Regions from separate parts of the Mus musculus genome. Here region 1 is linked to region 2. Evidence: chromatin loops called from intact Hi-C (ENCODE). Cell type or tissue: gastrocnemius. All regions are shown on one strand. Each heading gives the region's core, and the rest is flanking DNA. Links, peaks and the distances in the headings are about the cores only. Region 1 has its middle 8.5 kb from the start of Sh3tc1. Region 2 overlaps Ablim2 (actin-binding LIM protein 2).

Region 1 (10,906 bases), core at 2,036-10,035, 110 kb before region 2:
GGAAGAAAGGCTTTCAATGTATTTTCATTTCAAGGGGAATCTTTTCTTAGAGATCAGCCCTGCTTATAAGCAGGTATAGCTTTGGAGATGCACCCTAGCCTGACCCTCCGTGCCAAGACTACCTAGCCCTGAAACCAATCTGTACCTCAGCAGAATATCCTGCATCCCAACAGAATGGCAGACTCCAACTGTCCCTTTAAGGCAAGCTCATCCCTGACCCCAGCCCTTACCCTGAAGAACGGGCTTGTGGGTCTTGAGCATCCTTGCTGGGGGCATCCTCTGAACACCTGTGACTCTGCTCCTCCATGTCTGCCTAGACGCCACTAGCTGGGGCAGCACAAACGTGGTGCTGGTGAGCAGTTGCTGTGTGCATATGGATAGGTCCAGAACCCTGTCTGCCCAACAGGTGCTGATCTCTTTGGTATGGTTGTCTCTGGCCACTAGAGCCATCCCTGAATTGCAGTATTGGCTCTTTGCAAAACAAAGGAAGGGGAGAAATGGCGATTGAAGGCTACTCAGGCCAGATGGACAGGCAGACAGGCCACCCAGACTGAGGTTTACAGGAAGTAGTTCCCTTGCCTCTGCCAGATCAAAGACACCTGCTCCCAGCAAAGGACAGCCTCTGCCTAGGTAGTGATACTGGCCAGTGAGGTCCAGTATTGCCAGAAGAAACATCACCCTCTAGCCTGAAACTTAGCAAGCCCATAATCACCTCTCTCCTTTGGATAAGAAGCAGTAGGCTAAGTCCCACGTGTGTGACAATGACTCCCTTCAACAATGCCCTCCCATCTTAGGGCAAGGCAGTCATGAGAAGGGCGAGGGTCCTCACACCCCAGAAAAGGAGATGTGTACATAGGAAAGAAGATGGCTGCAGAGCTCTTCTTCTCTGTGTCCAGGTTGCCGTGCCAGAGCCATGCCCCCAACCAGCCTGGCAGCACATGAAGACTCCAGCAGCCCCTCCTCCACCAGTAAAGGGGACAAGTCTTACATGATAAGATCACAGAGCTGGGAGGGGGGCCAGGTCTTTAAACAGTGTGGCCTAGGGGTCCTGAGTGCACAGAGACATGAAAGTAGAGAGTTCTAGACTGGCCAGGCAGTGGTGGCGCAGCCTTTAGTCCCCAAACTAGAGAGGCAGAGACAGGCAGATCTCAGAGTTCAAGGCCAGCCTGGTCTACAGAGATGAGTTCCAGGACAGCCAGGACTACACAGAGAAACCTTGTCTTGAAAAACAAAACAAAACAACAACAACAAGTTCTAGACTGGAACCATGTGGGTGCTACACAGCTGCTACTTCCCCAGAAAGCTAAGGGAAGTCATGTCCCAGCTAGTAAATTCAATGCCAGGGCAGACACCAGGTCCCAAGCCCCATGGGCTCTCACTTCCTAGAGCCCCTGTGTACCTGAACCCTGTGCAGGCCTTGCCTGGAATTCCTGGCATTTCCGAGAGCTCAGTCACCCTTGGGATGATTTTTGACTATGGCTTATGCAAACATTAACCAGTCCAAGCACAACTTCCCATGGACCTCTGTGAGGAACAAAGTTCTATCAGCTAAGACCAATTTCTGGAAACTGAGGCCCCCCGTAGGCCACATCACTGCCCTCCAAGATGGGGATTTCTGCAGCTCTCCCCCTTAATGCCAGCCTTAGGCTTAATGGGAGTGTGGAGGCAATAGCCAGGCAAAAACTCTGGTTGTTAAGGAGGCACAGCCCAACTTACTCTCTCAGTCATTTCCCAGCTCTCCATCCTAGCCAAACCTCAAGTGCTGTGCACGCTGTCGCTATACCGCTATACCCGTCAGACACAAGCTACCTCAAGCTGCCTCTGCTTCAGTCATGAGCCCAGTGCCAGCTGTGGATGCCAGAGGCACCTTCCTGGTCTCTCCAACCCAGTGAACTGCATGTATGCTGTCCTCCTCTGGTCCTGCTCTGGTGACAGCTACATGGGAGGAGATTACTTAGCTGAAGCCTGGAGCTCCTATGTTCTCTTCTGCCTCCTTGGGGGCACCATACTGGGGTATGGTGCTAGAAAGACAGAGACTGAGTAGCATCTGCCAGCAGGTCCCTGCTGCATGCTACTGGTTTGGTCACAGCAAACCCCAATGTGAGAGGCACACCTGCACTCTTCACAACCTAGGAGCCCAGCTGTGGTGTTTCCTAAGTGATGTAATGGGGGGAGTGGTCAGTGGGATGCCTGCTCTGATGCCAGGCCAGGTGTGTACTGTGGGGTCTCATCCCATCTGCCACAGGGTGGGGCATTACCTCTGTAAAGCACTGTTTGTACAATAAAAACAACCTAGTGACAGACACCCATCTCCCATTATTCACTCCGCACACAGCTCTCCTCAGAGGTGACTGGGGAGAACAAGTTCTGGGGTCAACAGCTCAGGTTAGTCCTCTGGGTAGCTACTTCAAACTCAGCCTCTAGATCTGCCTGGCTCAGCACCTCTAGGCGTGAAGGAGGGGACCACAAAGAACACCAATATGACTACTATCATGATACTTCAGCAGGGGCAAGAGTGGAGGAGATGGACCAGTGCTGAGCATCGGAGATGTGGCTGAGCCACATAGCCTGGACCACTCAGAGGAGCTCACAGTCAAATGGCAATGATAACCGTGGGAGATAGATGGACAGAATAGCACCACCCCCAAGGCTGGGACAGGGCAGGCAGCTATAGATGGGTGGAAAGTGTCCTGGAGGTGGGGTACCCGGACAAGTGTGGCTCATGAAATGTGCCTGAACACATTGTCTGGAAGGGTAGGAACATACAGATGGGCAAGGAGTGGCTGGTGGTGCCAGGAGTCAGAGGGTACAATTGCTGGACAGATCAATCAACCATGGGTAGGTAGATAAATGGATAGGCAGTTAGCTAGATAGAAAAATATATAGATGGATGGATGGATGGATGGATGGGAAAGGACAAACAGATAGGCAGGCAGACAAATAAGTGAATGAATGATTGGTAGCTCAACAAGTCCCTACTGTGATATGACTGTGCAAAGAGGACACAGGCCCTAACTGAAAGAGGACCCAGGGGATTTGGCTAGAGCAATTTGAGCAAGAAATAAAGTGACACTGGATAATAACCTAAGGTTTAATATCTGTTCTTGGTTGCCAGAGAGACTACATCTGGAATTAACTAAAGCTAGGTACACCTGTGAGAGATTTTTATTTCTTTTCCTTTCTTTTTTTTTAAAGGTTTATTTATTTGTGTATTTTATATACATGAGTGTTCTGTCTTCATAAAAACCAGAAGAGGGCATCGGATCCATTACAGATGGTTCTGAGCCACTATGTGGTTGCTGGGAATTGAACTCAGGGCTTCTGGAAGTCCATGTTCAACCGCGGAGCCATCTCTCCGGGATTTTTTTTCCCTAATTAAAAATTATTTGAAATGGAAAGATCTACTTTTAATCCAGATCTTTTGAGGTGGGAAGACCCACCTTTAGTCTTGGCCATACCTTCTGCTGGCTGCCTATATTAAAGCCATGAAAGGAGCTTGCTCTCTTTGCCTGCTTGCTCTCGCTCTCTGACAAGCTCATTCCTTCATTAGCACTGGAACCTACTTCTTTGGGATTCCAGCTTATACTGAAGATGAATTGAAACATCCTGCCATGTGGAGTGAAAAACTACCTCCAGACACTGTTGGAATAGCTGGAGCACAGAGTATACACCAGTCTAATAAATCCCCCTTATATATGTATGTTATATATTTTAAAATTATATTCATTTTATCAGTTCGGTGTGAAATAATGTCCCAAGTCCAACCTGGTATAAACAAGTTGGCTAGCTAAGTGTGGTGCTTTGAATAAGGAAGGTTTCTATAGGCTTATGTATTTGATTTTTTGTTTGTTTGGTTTTTGTCGGTTTTGTTTTGTTGTGTTTTGTTGCTGTTATTGTTTTAGGTTTTTTTTGAGACAGGGTTTCTCCATGTAACTGTCCCTGTCCACTGAACTCATTCTGTAGATTAGACTAGCCTGAACTCCACCTGTCTCTGCCTCCCAGTGCTGGGATTAAAGGCATGCTCCACTACCACTGGGCCATAGGCTTATATATTTGAATATTTGGTTCCTAGTTGGTGGACGGTTTAGGAAGGATTAGGAGGTGTGCTCTTGAAAGAGATGTGTCCAGTGGGGGCTGGGCTTTGAGGTTTCAAAAGCCCACAGCAGGCCCAGTGTCCTGCCTGTGGATCAGAGTGTGAGCTCTCAGCGATTCCAATGCCTGCCTGCCTGCCTGCTCTCATGTTCCCTGCCATGATGGCATGGACTCACCTGTAAAGCTGTAAGCAAGCCCCCAATTAAATGCCTTTATTTGTAATTTTGCCCTGGTCAAGGAGTCTCTTCATAGCAATAGAGAAGTAACAATAACTCTAAGTAAATGGAGGGTGGGAGGGGCCTGCTACCTGCTGCATCCCACAAACATTTGTTGCTCCCCTATCCTGACAGCAAGAGACCTGACAATTATTCCCTAAGTGCAGCACACATGGTGAGCTCCCCAGGACAGAGTAGAGGGCATCGGAGCAACCTTACCTCTCAGACTTTTGGCCACAAGGGGCCAAAAGCAGAGTCCTGGGAACCTACTGGCCAATCCCTAGACAAATCCTGTTGTGTTGTGTATGGTACACTCACTCTGCTCAGCAGTCAGGAAAGTCTCTTAGGACTCCATTCAGAGATTCTTGAGCAGGGTCTTGGAGGGTGGATGCGTGTCAGAGTGCTGGGCCATGTGAGCCTCGCGGTGGACAAGTACTGAGTGGACCTGACAAAGGAACGAGGTGGAGGTGAACAGACGCCATGGTGAGAAGCATCTGTAATGGCAGCTCCAGTCCTCTTTTACCCCAGAGGTCCTGTGGCCCACAGTGAGACAAGAAACTAAGAGGATGACAGCCTTCCCCAGATACTACATCAGAGTACCTGTCATCAAAGGGGGACTGACGTCCCCATTCCTGTCTAGTACCTTAAAACATGACATGACGTTGACTGAGCCCAAGACCTCCCATCCTCCTCTCCGAGGTTAGATCAGCAACCCTGACATCTGCCACTTCATCTTTGGCAGGCAGCCAAGATCAGAGTGCGGCCCGCCTGGTCGTAATCACAATTGCATTCACCTTTGGCCAGCAGCCCCATTCCTGGGTACTCATTCTCAGACTGCCGCCTCTGGTGTGGGGACAGGTGCCAAGCCAGCTGTTGACAACACCAGCGCCTTGGAAATAGCCTGGGTGTCAGATAAGTCACACTCCCTTCCACACTGCATAGCAAGCGCAGTGATAAAGAACGAGAGCTTTCTCCGTGTGCCCACGAGGTATGCCGTGGAGACACACCAGACGGGCAGCAGGGCAACAGCAGTCTCGTGCCACCTGGACACTCAAGCACACTCCTCTCCTCTGCACGGGAGAAGAGACCAACCTAGGCAGCAGAGCGTGGGGCCAGCAAAGGGGCTGTCTGTCCCAGGGGAGCTTGGGGACTTTGGAATGAAACCATCTAATGACGTTGTGGCGGTGAGTGTGGCACCATGGTACTCTCAGGAGACGCTGGCCATCAAGGCGCAAAGAGTAAACCTCAGTGGACACACAAATCAAGAGGACAAGGGGCACCCCAGGACATGTAGGCAAAATAAATAGACAGACAGACAGACAGACAGATAGATAGACCAATCCAATGGGTTACAGATGCATGGTAGATCTCTTTAGAGCTGAAAGGGGGAGGGGAGGGGTCCAGGGACAGAATAGAACCTTTGGGAATTTGAGCATGCAGAGGCCTCCAGTTGAGTTAACATCTGCTCTAGATCCTGAGTGGATGGTCCCTTGGGTTGATCACTTTTTTGTCAGTTTAACAGAAGCTGGGAAGAAGGAACCTCACTTGAGACAATGCCTCCATAAAACTGGCCTGTAGGCACCTCTGTGGGACATTGTTCTGATTGGTGAGCCATGTGGGTGGTACCAGGTCTTGGCAGGGGTTCTGGGGATATTTAAGAAAGCAAACTGGTGAGTCTGAGTAGTGTACACCTTTAATCCCAGTACTCTGGAGGTAGAAGCAGGCAGATCTCTGAGTTCAAGGTCAGCCTGGTCTCTGCATAGGGAGTTCTAGAGCACCCAGGGCTACAGAGTCTCAAAAAAGGAAAGAAAGAAGTAAAAAGAAAAAGCCATATTCTCCCATGGCCTCTGCTTCAGTTGCTGCTTCCAGGGTCCTGCCTGGGCTTCCCTGAATGATGGACAGCTACAAGCTGTAAGATGACGTAATGCCTTTCCTCAAGGAGTGCCTGGGGTTTATCACAACAAGAGAACCGCTGACATCCCTGCACCAAACCTGTATGACACCAGACACCAACAACAGGAGACAGAGGGCTGTTCAGGGACTCCCTGCCCCACCTTCATCTGACAACTTCCAAATACTGAAGTCTATATGAGTCTCAGTCAGGAGAAGGCTAGATGGATTTGGAGGGCAAATGACTGAGGCCTAGGGATGGATGCATTGGCTGGGATCCTGCTGAAGGACCTACTCAGGGACACACCTTCTTATGCTGTTACCCACAGAAGCTTAGGGCAGAGTCTAGGACTCTCTTACGGTCCTGAAGCATCAGGGAAACTGAGGCAGGCTTTTGAAATAGTACCTTGTTTCAAATTTGTGTAATTGTGAACTCTGCTGGGCTCCTGGAAGACAGAGACCCACCCTTTACCATGAACAAAGTTCTGTTGAGTTCAGGCTGCTCCTACAAAATGCACACAGACCACACATGCTCCAGTCCTCCGGGCGGGAAAAGAGGAGACATACCTGGCTTAGGATGCTTACAGACAAACAGATTCTCAGGAGGCCTTGCTCCCTTTCCCTAGGGCCTGAGCTGGCCTTCTCAGCTTCTGTACAAAGTCCACACACTCACCAGCCCTGACCAGCCTTAAATTCCAAGGGCTAACAGATCCACTCAGCAGGAGTACTCTTGTGTCTGGGGAGGTGGGATGGGGGAGGGTGTCAGACCCTTTCTGATCACTACCCTACTGTCCCCAGGGGCTGGCAGCTGGTAGGAACTTCAGCCCCTGGGGAGGAGAGGGCTGTGCTGAGATGAGAATATGGGAGTTTGAGAGCAAAGCACAAGATGCCCCTGTCTTTGGTGCTGGTGTCCAGCAAGTGGAGGAAAATGTAAGCGTGGTCAGCATCCTGCTCTCAGCGCAGGACTCCTGCTTCATCCACAGGGCACCACTGTACTGTGGTCACTAACCATATGCAGACACTGCTCAGGGCAGCCACAGTATCCCCCAGCATACAGATGGGGAAAAAGAAGTTCAGAGGAGTAGAGTTGCCCAAAAACACTCATCCAGCAAGTGTGAGACTGAGGCCAGGAGACATCATCAGCTTCCTCTAGAACTCTACCACTCCACATGGCACCGGACCAAGGCTGGCTCTTAGGATAGTGGGGAGACCACACCCTCTACTTCATACCTCCTGTCTGCCCTGGCAGGGCCCGGTTCCACTCACTTTTCAGACTGAGAAATACCAGGGCCTCTTTCCTTGACAACAGCCACCCGAAACCTGTCCTCTCTGCTGCTCCAGATCAGACCAGTTCAAGTGCTTATCATCCCAAGTTCAGCCTCTGTAGTCCTCACCTGCTCCCACAGGTGCGCAGATTGTAGTTCTCTCCTGGAGCAAACCCAGCAGAGACGTCCAGGACTTACCTGGCCAGTAGAGCAGCGGCTGCCAAGGAGGAAGGGTGGGGGGAGGGTGTAGGGGCTCCAAGCCTCCTCTACCTGCACTGGATGAATGTCTCAGGCCCCAGGAGGCGGCAGAACAGGCCCTGCCCAGGCCGCTGGGCTCCAATCAGACAACCTGAGTCATTGGCAGGCTGGGCCCGCCCTGCTGGGAAGGGGCCAGCCTCCTTCTGACCTTCCTCCTCCTTATCAGCCATCAGAAGAATGTCAGCTCCTAGTCAGCATTCCCCTGGTGGGTGCGGGAGAAGCAGATTAAGAGCTCTTCCCAGGATTTGGGGATATGAGAGGGGCTCACACCTCAGTCGACAGGCAGGCAGTTGGGACAGCCACCAGAGGAAGGGCTGTGTTAGGGTGCAGACAGCTCAGCCACACTCATGCCTAGTGATTAAAGCTGGAGCTGAGAAGACTGAGTTTAGCAAGCCCTGAGTGAGCACTTATAGAAGAGTTCCAGGCCCCGTGTAGCACCAGCAAAGCAACAGCAAAGGTAGGCAGATCTCCCACATGGTGTCCCGAGAAACTATGCTCAAACACGGATGTCCCTAAGGTTAGATCCTGGGCCCTTCACTTGCTTGGCGAACGTGACTAATTAGGATTCTTCTTAAGAGCTGCTAAATAAATGATCCTCACCTTCAGGTGAGTCTTTGAATCACTGCTCTAAGAAGCACTTCTGCCAGCAGAGAATCAGCAGGTGGCAGTCACCCGGGGCATCCCTGCCCCCTGGGGCCCCCTAGCCATCAGGGTGGGGTTGCTGCCTCCTGGATGGGTGCCGCAGCCAAGGATGTTTCTCAACCATTCTGGGGATCCTTTTCTTCCAAGGAATCCCCAGCGTTGGGGGAGTGGGTGTTTTAGTAAATGGAGAGGATTTGGCCTCCTGTGGGCGTGCGCAAGCTTTTATCAGTCATCCTGCGGAGTCTGACTCTTTACTTATTGTGGTTTGTATGGGGGTGGGGCAGGGGCAGCTCAGCAGGGAGGCAGGAAACACCTGACACCGCTGGCCACTCAGTCTTCATCACCTGTGTGAATGGACTAACCAATGGACTAGCCAATGCGATTCCAGCCTCGTGGCAATTCTCTTCTTTGCTTTTGTTTAGGATTTACATGAGATTCGCCCTCAGATCCACGTTGATCCCATGCACTCAGCGACCCCTCACACCGTCCCTCTGGCCAGGACTTGCCTCCCTCCCCGCTGCATTCTGTGTGTACATGCCCACACTTCCAAAGCTGCTCCAGGACCTGGGATTCTGCCAACCCTAGCCAGCAGCAATCCAGCCCTGCAGTGCGACGCTAGAGACCATCCCCACCTGGGCTGGCTGGTGGGCTGCTGGCCGACACCCTGCACAGACACGTAGGGCCAAACCTATGTGACTTAGAGCTCATCCCCTCCCCCTAGTGAGACTGATGGGAACTGGTGGCCCTGGAGTCCGCTCTATCATTAGTGCAGTGGCCCAGCTTGGGGCCTTAGAAAAGCGTAGTCCAACCCACTTTCCCCCTCTCCAAGGCCTTGCATCACCAGGCACTTTGCTGGGTGCCTCCCTTGTGCCTCCAGTTTGGGTGTCTCCTGACTGACAAGGTCTTCAAAGCTTGTCCCTTTTCCGGGCTCAAAGATTGGCTGGAACAGTGGAATTGCAGGAAGAAATGCCTTCCTGGAGGGCCTGGGACAGGGGTGGGGACCGTAGCAGAACAATCCCCGTGGCTCCAACTTCACACGACGATGACTCTCCCCTCTGAAGGGTAGGCCCACAAGGCTCATTTGTGCTTGGAGTCCTCTGCCTCCCTGACCCGACCGGTCCCCTCACAGGGTCCAGCCTCATCAGCAGTCCACACCTTTGTTCCTGGCTCCATGGCAGATGACAGGTGCCTCTCTGAGTTTAGGTTCCACTCTGTAGAGTTGGAGCTCTATGGAACCTCTGGTACTAGAGCTGGTGCCTTCCTTGACTTCCAGATTGTCACATTATCCTGTATAGTGCCTCCTACCTTTTCCTCAGGCCACTGTGTGCTGAGGCACACAGCGCAGGGGGAGAGCCATGACCCACACCCCTTCTCATGTTCCAGAGTTCTGGCTGTGAACTCCTTGCAGCAGCCCCACCCCACACCTTCGTCCTTTAGGCTAACTTGACTGGGCTCGGTATTTGCAGGGAAGAACTAAGACATGGAACATCTGCCTACGATGACCGGCTCGGTGGAGCTTGACTTCATTTAAGACATGGATCTGTTGCACAAGTCCTAAAGCTGCTCTTAGCCTAAAGAGCATATGAGATTACTGGTACTTAAAATAAAGCCAAGAGCTGGGTGGGTGCATGCCTTTAAAAAAAAAAGATTTATTTATTTATGTATATGAGTACACTGTAGCTGTACAGATGGTTGTGAGCCTTCATGTGGTGGTTGGGCTCCGGTCAACCCTGATTGCTCTGGTCAGCCCTGCTCCAGCCCAAAGATTTATTTATTATTATAAATAAATACACTGTAGCTGTCTTCAGATGCACCAGAAGAGGGCACCAAGTCTCACTAAGGATGGTTGTGAGCCTTGGTTCTGGGATTTGAACTCAGGACCTTCGGAGGAGCAGTCAGTGCTCTTACCTGCTGAGCCATCTCGCCAACCCCAGGGGTGCATGCTTTTAATCCCAGCACGGCAGAGGCAGAGGCAGAGGCAGAGGCAGAGGCAGAGGCAGAGGCAGAGGCAGAGGCAGAGGCAGAGGCAGAGGCAGAGGCAGAGGCAGAGGCAGAGGCAGAGGCAGAGGCAGAGGCAGAGGCAGAGGCAGAGGCAGAGGCAGAGGCAGAGGCAGAGACAGGTAGATTTCTGTGGGTTTTAATGCCAACCTGGTCTACATAGTGAATTCCAGTACAGCCAGAGAGAGACCTTGTTTCAAAACAAACAAAACAAAACAAAACAAAAATATGTAAAAACATGTCCACTTTTTTCTGCCCAGGTTTTGCCCCCAAAGTGCTGGTCAGGACACTCCAGTTGTCTGTGCTGCTCCTGGGGACAGCCTTTCAGCTGCTGCTACCCACCTGAGGTGGACCCAGACCCCACCTGCATCACTGATCCAGAGAGTCACTATGTCACAAGTTCCTCTCCCACTCACCTCTGTTCCTATCTCTAGCCTGCTTGCTTCTTTGAGGGACATTTATGCTGCCCAGAGTCAGTATCCCAGTCTGAAGAGGATGGTCCTGTCCTGGTCTGCCACGTCTGTCCAAGTGGACAGACTGGAAGAA
Region 2 (10,906 bases), core at 2,041-10,040:
CACGTCAGACAGGGGATGGGGAAGACTTGGTGGCAGCGTCTCAGGCAGGGACCAAGGTGGCTGGTGTTGAAGTCTCCTATAGTAAGTGTGACAGGGTCCTTGTGGGGCATCAAGGCCATCACACTGTGTCTCGACTCCCTTGGTATTGGCCCCTCTATACATCTTAAAAACTGTAACCTCTCCTTTAGTGAGTGTACACGGGTAGGAATCACATTTGTCATTTCAGGGGACATCACACTGTAGGCCGAGCTCTGAAGAGGACAGGGATGTTGGACCAATTTAGAATCCTCAACCAACTGTGTGAGGATGACAGAAATGATCATGAAGGCAAGATAGAGAAAGAAAGGCTAAGCCACAGAGACTCAGCTCAGGGATGGTACCCAGTAGGGACCATCTCCAGCCCTGGTAGAGGGCCTACAGTTGTGTTTTCAAAGCCACTGTGTCTGTCATGATTTATGCGACACACTGAGTCATGACCTCATGTGTAGACGGAGTCTGTGCTTCCCATTTCCCTGAGGTGAGGTCCCCACTGCCACTAGGAGGAGCAGAAGCTTAGCCTATGTAGCCAAAGTCAGAAGGGTCTATATCATTCTAGAACAAAATCTTTAGTCTCTAAAGCTCCACCAGTGTTTACAGGCAAAATTAAATTAGTGACCGTGCCCAGGCAGGAGAAAACACCCAAAGTAGGAGCCATCAGTCTCCTTCGGTGGCCACTGGTTTGGCCCTTCTCCAGCCAGCTAGCCCCACATCCCCTGCCTGTCTGTGATGTCCCTTGCTGTCTCCAGTCCATCCAGGCCTGGTTTCTGTCCCATTGGCTTTAGAGTCCTGCGGCTTGATTTTGCCATTCAAAGGTTCATAGATCTAGAGAGCCCATTCCTTGCCAGTAGCCCTATCAGCTACTGCAGAGTCTAATGGAAGGAAAGAATTGTGCCTCGGGGTGTCCTGCTGTGAGCCGTACTCCTCATCCCATGTCCAGTACCACCGTGTTCTGTCCATCACATCCTGCATTGGCGGGAGGCGGGGCATCCACTCAGGTCACTAGGTGTCTTTGATGGGTGATTTGACCACACAGCCTCCTTCACAGAACACAGGACAGCTCTAGCCGAGAGAGGTTGGAGGCAGTAGAGCATCCTCATTTTGCTTGCCAGAAGCAGCCGTATCTAGGGACTGTGGAAGTTGATGGGATCCCCAGTTCCCCACACAGGCAGAGCCTCCTCTGGGGTTGTGAGGGCTGCTTTGACCCATTCCCATACCTTAGTCCTATTCTCACAGTTATTCAGTGCAATTTCCAAGCAAGCAGGACCGGAATTCCTGCACGAGCTACATCAGGGAGGCAGGAATAATAAGCCTGCAGTGTGTGTTCACACCCTCAGGATCCTGGGCTCTGCCCACTGCCCATGCACTAACATGCTCTTGGCTCTCCAATCACCGCCCCTTTGTCCCTTACACCCCCTAAAGCCAGGCACACTCCAGATTGAAACAGAAGTCATAGGGCCCGGGCTGGAAGGTTCTGGCATGGGCTTCCTTCAAGCTGGAGAGAGGGTTCACTGCAGATCAGCTCTGAAACCTTCTGCTGTGCCTTTCTGCTCCTCATATGCTGTCTCTGCTCTTCCATCTGGAGGCAGCGAAAGTGGCCGTAGCACCCCGAGTCTCTCAGTGCACTCCGACAGCAGACCTCCTTCCTCTACCTACCAGCAGGCTCCGAGACACTTCCACGTCCCAGGTAGGTTCATGCGTGCTTGAACCTCGGCTCCTCATGCACCATCTTGGCCACAACTGTTTGAGCATCTTCAAACTGAGTTTCCTTAAAAGCTACTCCATGGAGTAGGGTGTAGCGGTACATACCAGGTATCTCAGCACTGAGATAGGAGGGTCACAAGTGCAAGGCCAATCTGGAAGAGAAAAAATTATCTACAGATCAACAACACAAAACTCCTAATGCAATGTGTTTGCACGTTCCATGAAAACTGACATACACTTGGGATTTTCTCCAAGTCTCATAAATCGTGAGAAAATGTTTTTGTCCTGGTCAAAGGGAGAGAAGAGTCTGAGTCAGCTGCATCCCGGGGACCCAAGGTTCTTGTTGCTGCTTCCCCTGTCCCCCTCCCTTCCTGTCCCCTTCTGATCTGCGGTGGTGTTTAAACTGGGGGATGCTTGACGGAGGTGTGGGGCTTCAGCCTTGGCCACTTGCAGTTTTGAAACCTTTCTGGTAATTCCGGGCTGGGTGAGCCAGGAGCTGCCAGAAGCCCCTGGGTGGAGAGCATCTCAGCCACTTCCCTGCTCCTCCTCCTCCTCCTCACGTTCTTTCCTTCTCTTTCCTTCTTCTTTCCCAGACACTGGCGTAAAAGATAACATCTATAGGAAACCCCCTATCTACAAACAGCACGGTATGGTCGGTCTGATGGACTCCGCTGCTGTGTGTTGCCTGCATGTCTATTGTACCCTCTTGCTTCTGAATGCTTGCTCCTTTTGCTGTGTCCTGATCTGAGGCTGGGGGAGGCCCTACTGTCTGAACATTAAATGCACACTCACTCATAGACTCCTGGGAGGCCTCTCTTCACAAGAGAGGAGACACGTGCAGAGGCTGGTGCATGGCAGCTGGGACTGGGGCTGGGGCTGGGGCGTGTGTGCTAATTAAGAACCTTTATTTGGTGTTCTTGATGCTACTATGAGGCGCCCAGTCAAGATGGCGAGGGACTGGGGGCTTTTTACCCATGACCTGACACAGGCCTGATCTTTGGAAAAAATAATGACTTGGACCCAGTCACAATTTAGGGAGACTTTAGGTCTCATCTTTGAGAATATCTGTGATAGGATGGAATGCCTTGTTCTCAGCTAATGGGGTTCCTTGCATTGTGTAGAAGCTAGAGGTGGCTTGCAGCAAGGGTGTCTCCTATCCCTCTGACATCCCCACATCTTCTCCACATGGACCTGCCTGGGACAGATGTACAGGGAGAAAATTACTTGAGCTGTGGAGCATGACTCAAAAGGAGTCAGAGTTTCAATTTCTGGGTGACTGGGGAGGTCACTGCAGTGCCATGAGCCTCGGTTTCCTTGTCTGCAAACCAGACCCCCCTCTCGCTCTGTCCTCCACCTCCTCCACTCCATATCCTTTCCCCCTTGCCCTTTCTGTCCCCTTTGCCCTCATTCCTCCAGGACTGGGCCTGAGGTGCTCATAGAACAACAAGTGTGGAAACAGTTCAAAACTGTAAACGGCTGTTCACAGTGGAGACTTAAAGCCATCGCTAGAGACGAGAGAGAGCGGAGATTCCTGTATGGACGGCTCTTGCTCCGATGTGCCGAGGGAAAGCCCGTGCTTCCCACACTAATCAGTGCCAGCCAGCTTACTGGGGTTCGGTTTGGTTCCTCGGTGGTAGCGAGAGGCCCTGATCATCTCTGTGTCTTTCCTCTTCCTCCTCTCAGAAGGAATGAAGGGAATTGAAGTCCTGGTTTTTAGAATCTAAGCAGAGAGTACATGTATCCCTAAGGGGTGGGTGGGGGCAGTTAGATTATGACACCTTATACCAGAAACAGAACTGCAGCACCCTAGCCTTACAGGTAGAGAAACTGAGGCCCAGGCAAAGGAAGGACCACCTCATTAGGTGACTCCTGCAGCACATGCTGGGCAGTCTTTGAGGAGGGCCACGATCTCTATGCTCTCCAGAGCCCAGGATAGAGCTTGGCTTACGGGGCCTTAATTAGCCACTGCTATCTCTCATCTCCACTTGGCAGCTTAACTGTGTGGTTAATATCCATGGTCCAAGCGGAGTTGGCCTTGGCAAGGGGGAGGGTTAGAAAAATCACCTGATGACATTGACCACCAGTGTCTGACAGGGCCACACTGAGACAGTGTTGGTGTTCAAATCCTTTACTGAGCCTCCCGGGGAGGTCAGGTTCACAGTTACCAGCCACCAGCCTTGTATAAGGTATAAGACAGGTATAAGCCTGCTTGTCTGCAGGCTTGAAGAAACCCGGAGCAGCTGCCCAAGGCCAGGATTCTGTATGCTGATTCTGTAAAGAATCAGATCTTAGAGAGCACAGCCTCTGCCAGGCGTTCAGCAATGCAAACTCACGATAGGAACACAGCGAGCCATGCAAACTCTAAAGTGATGAGAAAGCCTTAGGGGCACAGAAGCTCCTTTTTAAAACCCCTGGGAAATACAGATACCCACAGTGCCTTTGTTTTCCAGTTCATGCATTTGATTGAGACCTTTGGTATTCACAAGCCCTCCCCACTCCCAATTTCAGATGGTAGTGTGTGCACACACATTGTGTGCATGCACGCCTGTGTACATGTGTGTGTGCTTGAACCCCCCTCCCCCAAGCGCTTGTCCCATCAAGGCAACTTGGCCACAGGCCTTCCCCAAGGAGCTCTGGAGCCCGATCTAGGCACCAGCAACATTATTTTAATCCTCATTCCAGCTTGAAACAGCCCTTGGGGCCATCTGAATCACAAGACTGTTTCATTAGCTTAAGATCCTATATTTAGCATATGAAAAGCAGCCACGCCTTTCCCCTGATGCATTTACCCCGTCCACTGCAAAGTCACTGGACACAGATGCTTCTGGGTTCCGTTACTGTTATTCTTCTTAGAAGCCTGAGTCTCATTTCTGCTTTTGGGAGCCACAAGGGTAGCCAGGCCTCTGTGCCCTTGGGTAGAAGTGACACTTGGTATGGAGAGCAAGATGGGGTGATCACTAATGTGCATCTGGCCTCTGTCCTTGTCCCTGGCGGCTGTCATCTTTTGACATTTTGTATTTCGATAACAGTTCCAGCTCTACTTGCTTGTTGCTTACTGGCTGTGTTAAAGAAGGAAAAGAGAGGAAGCAACTTAGGAAGTGATGGAAGGGGAGCAAGCAGGGGCGAGAGAGCTCAGGAGCATCCATCCCTGTACCACCAGACATTGCAAGAAGAGGGCCTGTAGTGCCTGCCAGGCAGGAGGCACAGGGCGTGGCAGCTGCTCAGGACAGAGGCTTCAGGATGGTCTGCACCTCAGCAGCCGCTGTGGGCTGTTGGGTTTCATGTGAAATTATAGTCACATGCACACACACGTGTATATGTGTGTGTGTGTGTGTACACACATCTACATGCACACTCACTTATACACACATATACACCTGAGTGCCCACGTATGCCTGCATTCATACATGCCTGCACATGCACACAACTATATGCACACATACCTGCACATACACACACAACTGAATGCATACATACCTACACACACACACAACTACATGCATACATACCTGCACATACACACACAACTGCATGCAGACATGCCTATACACACACACACACATACAAAGACACACACACGCATGACTGTATGCACACATACCTGTGCACATACACAGACACACACACAACTGTATGCATACATACCTGCACATCCATACAATCTGCATACACACATACCTATACACATACAACTGCATGCATACATATCTGCGCACACATACCTGCATATGCACACATACATGCACATATACACACACCTTCATACACAAGCAGCATCCAACCTTGTCACCTTGGGGAGGCAGTTGTGGGGAGAAACACGGCTGTCCTCATCCAGAGACTTAGCAGGGAGAAATGCTTCCCTCCTCAGGTTCATTCTCTTCAGAAAACTGGGAGTAAGCTCTGGGCCTCACAGTGCTTTCAGACAAATTCTGAAAATGGCAGAGCTGCTCGAACAGAAGGGACTCTCTGGACGCCGTCTCTCAAAGGAAGGAAAGCATCTGTTTTTAGACTGTTGTTTGGTCTTCCTGTTGCTGTGATAAAACCCCCTGACAAAAATCAACCGAAGGGAGGAAGGGTTTATTCCAGCTCGTAGTTCAAGAGTGTGGTCGGTCTTAGCAGAGACGTCAAGGTAGCAGGACCTTGAAGTCACATCACATGGACAGTCAGGATGCCAAGGGCATCAAAGGGCAGTGCTTGGCTTGGTTTCTCCTTTTTATACAACTTGGGGATGGGTCACCCACTTTTGCTGTGGGTCTTCCTACTTCAGCTAACCTAATTAGCCCTTTCCTCATGGGCATGCCCAGAAACTAATGTTCCTCAAAGGCATGGCTGGAGGTTCATTTCCTAGATGAATCCAGGTTACAGTGGCCATCACAACTGTCTAAGGCAAATGGTGCTTCCTCAAAGACTTCCCAAGAAGCTTGACTGTCCAGGGAAGATTGTCAGGTAGACTCTGTGTGCACAAAGAACATTAGAAACTTGGTACTCCCATGGGTCAAGTCTAGCAGAATTCCTCAAGGGACATGGGAGTCTTTCCAGAGAGGGCTTTAGGCACAGGCCTGTGGGGCTAAGAGGAGTTTCTCTCTGTCTTCTGAAGGCACGACAAGCCCCTTTCTCTGGAAGAGGGACAGTGGGTGGGAGAGAAGTCAGTGGGCATAGGCGCTGGTTCCACATCCTCTCCTCTGATGTCACTGTCAGTCCTGGCAGCAGTCGGCAAACAGATGCCATTCAGTCAACTTCACAGAAGGAAGCCAAGTGCCAAGAGATGCCAGGGGCTTTCACTAATTTATCTAAAGTGTAGTCTTTGAGCATCTACCATGTGTTTGGCTCTACTTCAGGGCTGGAGATATAATGATGGCCAAGCCCAGCCTACCCTGTGAAGCGCAGAATTGCCCCCAACACTTATGACCAAGTACATCCCTGCCTTGTGAAGCAGAGAATCCATAGAATTGCTCCCATTATGTGCACACACACACACACACACACACACACTTCCATTCTCAGTGTAATTCCAAAACAATTTAAACTGTATAGGTTGAATTCGTGCCGGGCAAGAGAAGTCCTGTCCGTGGGTCTAGTTCTCAGAGACCCATCTGGACCTGAGTAGAGAACCAAGATCCCCACTGTTCTGGAACCCTAAGGCCTGAGAACCCTAAGGTCAAGCCCCTGATTATTTCCCTGTGTGTTCAGAAACTCCTTCCCTTAAGAGAGATAGCATCAACCGGATGTGCCTAGGGCCTAGCTGTCAAAGCCTGTGCTTGGAGACTCATAGGGTGACACTAGACACTGGCAGGGGTGGCTCTACACCGAAGGCAGGCAGAGCTCCCATAGAGGCCAGAGCTGAGAATACCTGGTGGCCACAGACTGACCTGATCACCCTGAAACAGTCTCAGTGACCACCTGGAAGCCAGAGCTATGGAAGGGTAGGTACCAGCAGAAACATGGTGCTTGGCTTCCGTGGAGGCTCTGGGGCCACTGTGCTGTGGCCATCTACTCTCCGTGTCTACTTATCAATATGCGAGCCACTGGAGGAAGCACCAGGCACATCAGATGCTGCCGTGACCTTGAGCATCTCCTATCAGTTGTTCAGTGTAGAGGCAGATCTGTGCTCAGGTCTCTGTGAGCAAAGGTTAGGCCTTGTAATTTATACCCCTTGCAGGGAGAACAAAGTCTGTCAGCGGAGGCAGAAAAGGATCATGTCTGTTTCTTGTGTTCCTGTGCTCAGGACAGGGCAGGTGCACACTGTGCAGTGGGGAAGGAGAGGACGAATACTGAAGGGCTAGGTGGCAGGCACCCAACATGATGAGGGACAGGTAGATAAAGGGCAGCATGGATGAATGGATGCATCCGTGGACAAAGGAGTAGACTGAAGCGGACAAAGAGAGCATAGGTGGGTGGTTGGGTGAATAACTGGAGAACGGTGGATACAGGGGTAGGTGAGTCAGTTAGTGGGTGCACTTATCCAAAGTGGAAGATAGGTAGGTAGGTAGGTAGACAGATAGATAGACAGATAGACAGATGATAGATGGCTTAGTGAGTGGGTGGTTAATAATGCATGGGTGGATGAATGGAGCAATTGATTGGTGGATACATGAATAGATAAAAGATAGATGATAGATAGATAGATAGATAGATAGCTTAGTGGGTGAGTGGGTGGATGGATGGACAGATTGATGGTTGATGGGCAGGTTAGTGGATAGATACATGAGGAGATGAGTGGGTTAGTGTCTGGGTAGAGAGGTGGATGAGCATGCAGATGGGTCGGTGGGTAAGTGGAGTGTTAAGAGAGTAAGTAGATAGAAATGAAGCGATGAGCAGCAGCAGTACACATATGTGACACATCAAGGAAGGAGGGAAGGGATACCTGCAAATTACCTTCAGGGTTGACCTCTTGCCTTTTCCTGGCATTGCAGACCTGTGAGCTGTCCTTCATTCATTTCCTCAGACATTATCCACATGAGTTAGAAGGGTATGATGGTATTTTCCCATTTTACAGATCAGAAAACTGAGGCTCAGAGTTGTTACGGAAGCAATCTACCAACAATGCAAAATGCCTGGTGAATTTGGCTCTGGTCTGGCAAACTGCACACCTGCCACAGTTTGTAGTGTTTGCAGAGGACCTTGTTACGTCTCCACAGAACATCCCCCCCAGCAAGTGGAGGATTATTCTGGAGCCCAAGGTGGCACTATGTTGGAGTGTGTCTGGCTAGTGGATTATCCATAGCTATATGAAATCTTGAAAACCCATGGCTTGGGCTACCAGGGTGGGATTTCACATCCCGAAGAGCCCCTGAGCTAGAGCCTCTCTCTGGCTGACATGGTGGAGCAGAACTGTCAGAGCTCAGAGCTTGTCACCGCGCCCTCTGTCAGAGCTGGTGCGTTAGCCACATTCTGTGCTGCTGCCCAGTGACAGCCATTGCCTGAGCAGCAGGAGTTACACTGCCCCCTCTCTGAGTGCCTCCACTGAACCGCCCCAGCAAGGCTGGCCTTCACTGGCCTCTGGATATGGAGAGAGCAGAGGGTTTATTTCCAACTGAAAACAAAACAAAACAAAACAAACAAACAAAAAAACAAACCAGTCTCTCGTACCAGGAGATACAGAAGCCACAGGGGGAGAAACAGTCAGCATGTCTAGAATGGAAGTACTCAGTCTTCAATTTTGGCCCTATCTTGTCAAGGTCCTGTAGCCCAGTCCCCAATGTCCAAGCTCTCTGGCCTGGTGTCAGTTTTGTCCTTGGTGGTGCAGGAGGCAGGGCGCTCCAAGAGATGGGCAGGGCTGAGCCCACCGCAGGCTGCAGGTAAGAAGCCTGTCTGCTCTCCTCCCTGAGCTCAGCCCTAGCTGGTGAGGATCCCAGGGCTTCCAGAAATTGCTGTGTGCACGGGTTTGGGGTAGATCTTGGTCTCCCTGCACTGTCTGAGTCCTGAAATAAATAGACCAGCATGCCTTGCATGGTTTCTTTGTTTACTCCTGGGAACAGGGTCAGCCCAGTGGGACGATAAAAATGCTGCCAAGAGTCTTCTTGGTAAACACGCTGCTGTGGGGTGAGCCCTGGCTCTGAGTGAGCTCATCTCTGGGCACACTGTCACTCTGGGCACACTGTCACTCTGCTGATTCTTGAGGACTCCTCCAGTGGCATAGCTCAGGGCTGGTCAGGCAGCTCAATGGGGCAGGCAGGGGAGAGAACCTGAGTTCATGTCACTCTCAGCCCCCTCATCTCACTTCATGACGGTCTCAAAAGTGAGACCCCTCCCTGAGCCTCAGTCTCTCCATCTGTGAAATGAAGCAGATCCCAGTTTTGCAGAGTTCTTGATGGGAAAGAAGCAGTGATGCCCAAAAGCATGTGTCTGTGTCTGACACCAAGGCCGTCGAGGCGAGACCTTCTGTCCTTTCAGGGTCTCCCTCTAAAGGTCAATAGTATGTCCATCAAATGCCAAGTGGCTCCACCTGAGGATGTGGCTGCATTTCTCCAGGTTGGAGGTGTGGCTAGAACTAGAGTAAGGCCATATGTGGCTCAGGACACGCCCACCTCCTGGGCCACAGGCCCCCAAGGAGGCTGCTCCAGTGTGTCATTCCTCCAGCCTGTGAAAGGCATTCATTGCGTTGTCCTTTTGGTTGCTTTTCCTCCCCCTTTTGAGCATTATGTAAAGTAGGGCCCAGGACAGACACAGGGTGAGCTGCCTTTACAGACCGACTTTCCCTTCCAGCTGCCAGGCGATTGGACGTGGAGGACAGCAGCTTTGACCAGGACAGCAGGAAGGTAAGGAGGGGGACCACAGCCCTGCGGGGTGGGATGGCCACTCCAGTGGAACTCCAGTCCTTTTCTCACTCTGCCCCTGGAGTCCCAGGAGGACCAAGGTGGGAGCCATACTCGTCTGCCTCCCTTTATACTCTGTATGGGCACATGCTCTGCCAGGGTCCTGCCTCGGCCGAGTAGCCAGGCTGTGGTTCTGGGACTGAGGAGATACGAACATTGACAAAGAAATAACCCCAGTGCATTCTGGGGTATTTGACATGAAGGTTCTAGAACAGCTTGGCAGGTGGTTTTTTGTTTGTTTGTTTCTGTTTTGTTTTGTTTTTTAAATGAATGGCGGAAAAGTCAAATGTAATAGACATTACTGGCATACCTCTTTGATGTGGCCAGTTGTAAAAGTGCCCCGAGAGGATGTGGGGGCCAGACATCACAACAGCAGGCTGCAGGCAGCATTCGGCCATCTCTCCAGCTGCATCATGAACTTTCAGAATGAGACGCCTTTAATGGTGAGACGGGTACTAGACGTTTGGCTTCCCGCAGTGGAGTTGGCTTGTGGGTTAGGCGTACGGAGCTCCTTGAATGAACGTTCTGGTGAAACGTTTCACCATCGCAGATGACCTCAGTGTTCCTGTGACCTTTTTTCCTCTACAGAAGACAACCTGGCTGCTTCTCAAGGGGGATGCAGACACCAGAACTAACTCTCCAGACCTGGACAGTCAGTCGCTGTCCCTCAGCAGCGGGACTGACCAGGAACCTCTCCAAAGAATGGCAGGGGACAGCCTCTACTCACGTGAGTGGCTCTTCTGAAGCCCACAGGAGACTGCCAGCGAAGGGCCCCCTACTGAGCGGGCCCCCAGATCTCAGCTTTATTGCTCCCCCCCAATTAAGCCTAAGAGCTAGCAACAGCATGTAAC

The links. Peaks named below come from ENCODE experiments on the same cell type or tissue, not always from the same donor. Only the 100,000 strongest peaks of a DNase experiment are listed, where the experiment ranks them.
Region 1: a loop joins it to region 2, with 2.7 times the contacts of the local background. A loop is called at or near these places in 14 of 42 quality-filtered maps.

The regions. Positions count from the first base shown.
Region 1 is chr5:35,732,298-35,743,203 of GRCm38, forward strand. It overlaps a transcript of Sh3tc1 not described here. Among named protein-coding and RNA genes, the nearest start is that of Sh3tc1, 8.5 kb to the left of the region's middle. In gastrocnemius, for the core only: no CTCF peak of the experiment used is centred there; DNase peaks (open chromatin) are centred at 5,082 and 7,409; H3K27ac peaks cover 1,042 bases.
Region 2 is chr5:35,847,183-35,858,088 of GRCm38, forward strand. Ablim2 (actin-binding LIM protein 2) reads left to right here. Exons shown (of 22, transcript NM_001177696.1): 14 at 1,622-1,723; 15 at 2,334-2,387; 16 at 9,946-9,998; 17 at 10,644-10,782. Among named protein-coding and RNA genes, the nearest start is that of Afap1, 41 kb to the right of the region's middle. In gastrocnemius, for the core only: no CTCF peak of the experiment used is centred there; DNase peaks (open chromatin) are centred at 6,459, 8,633 and 9,221; H3K27ac peaks cover 2,797 bases.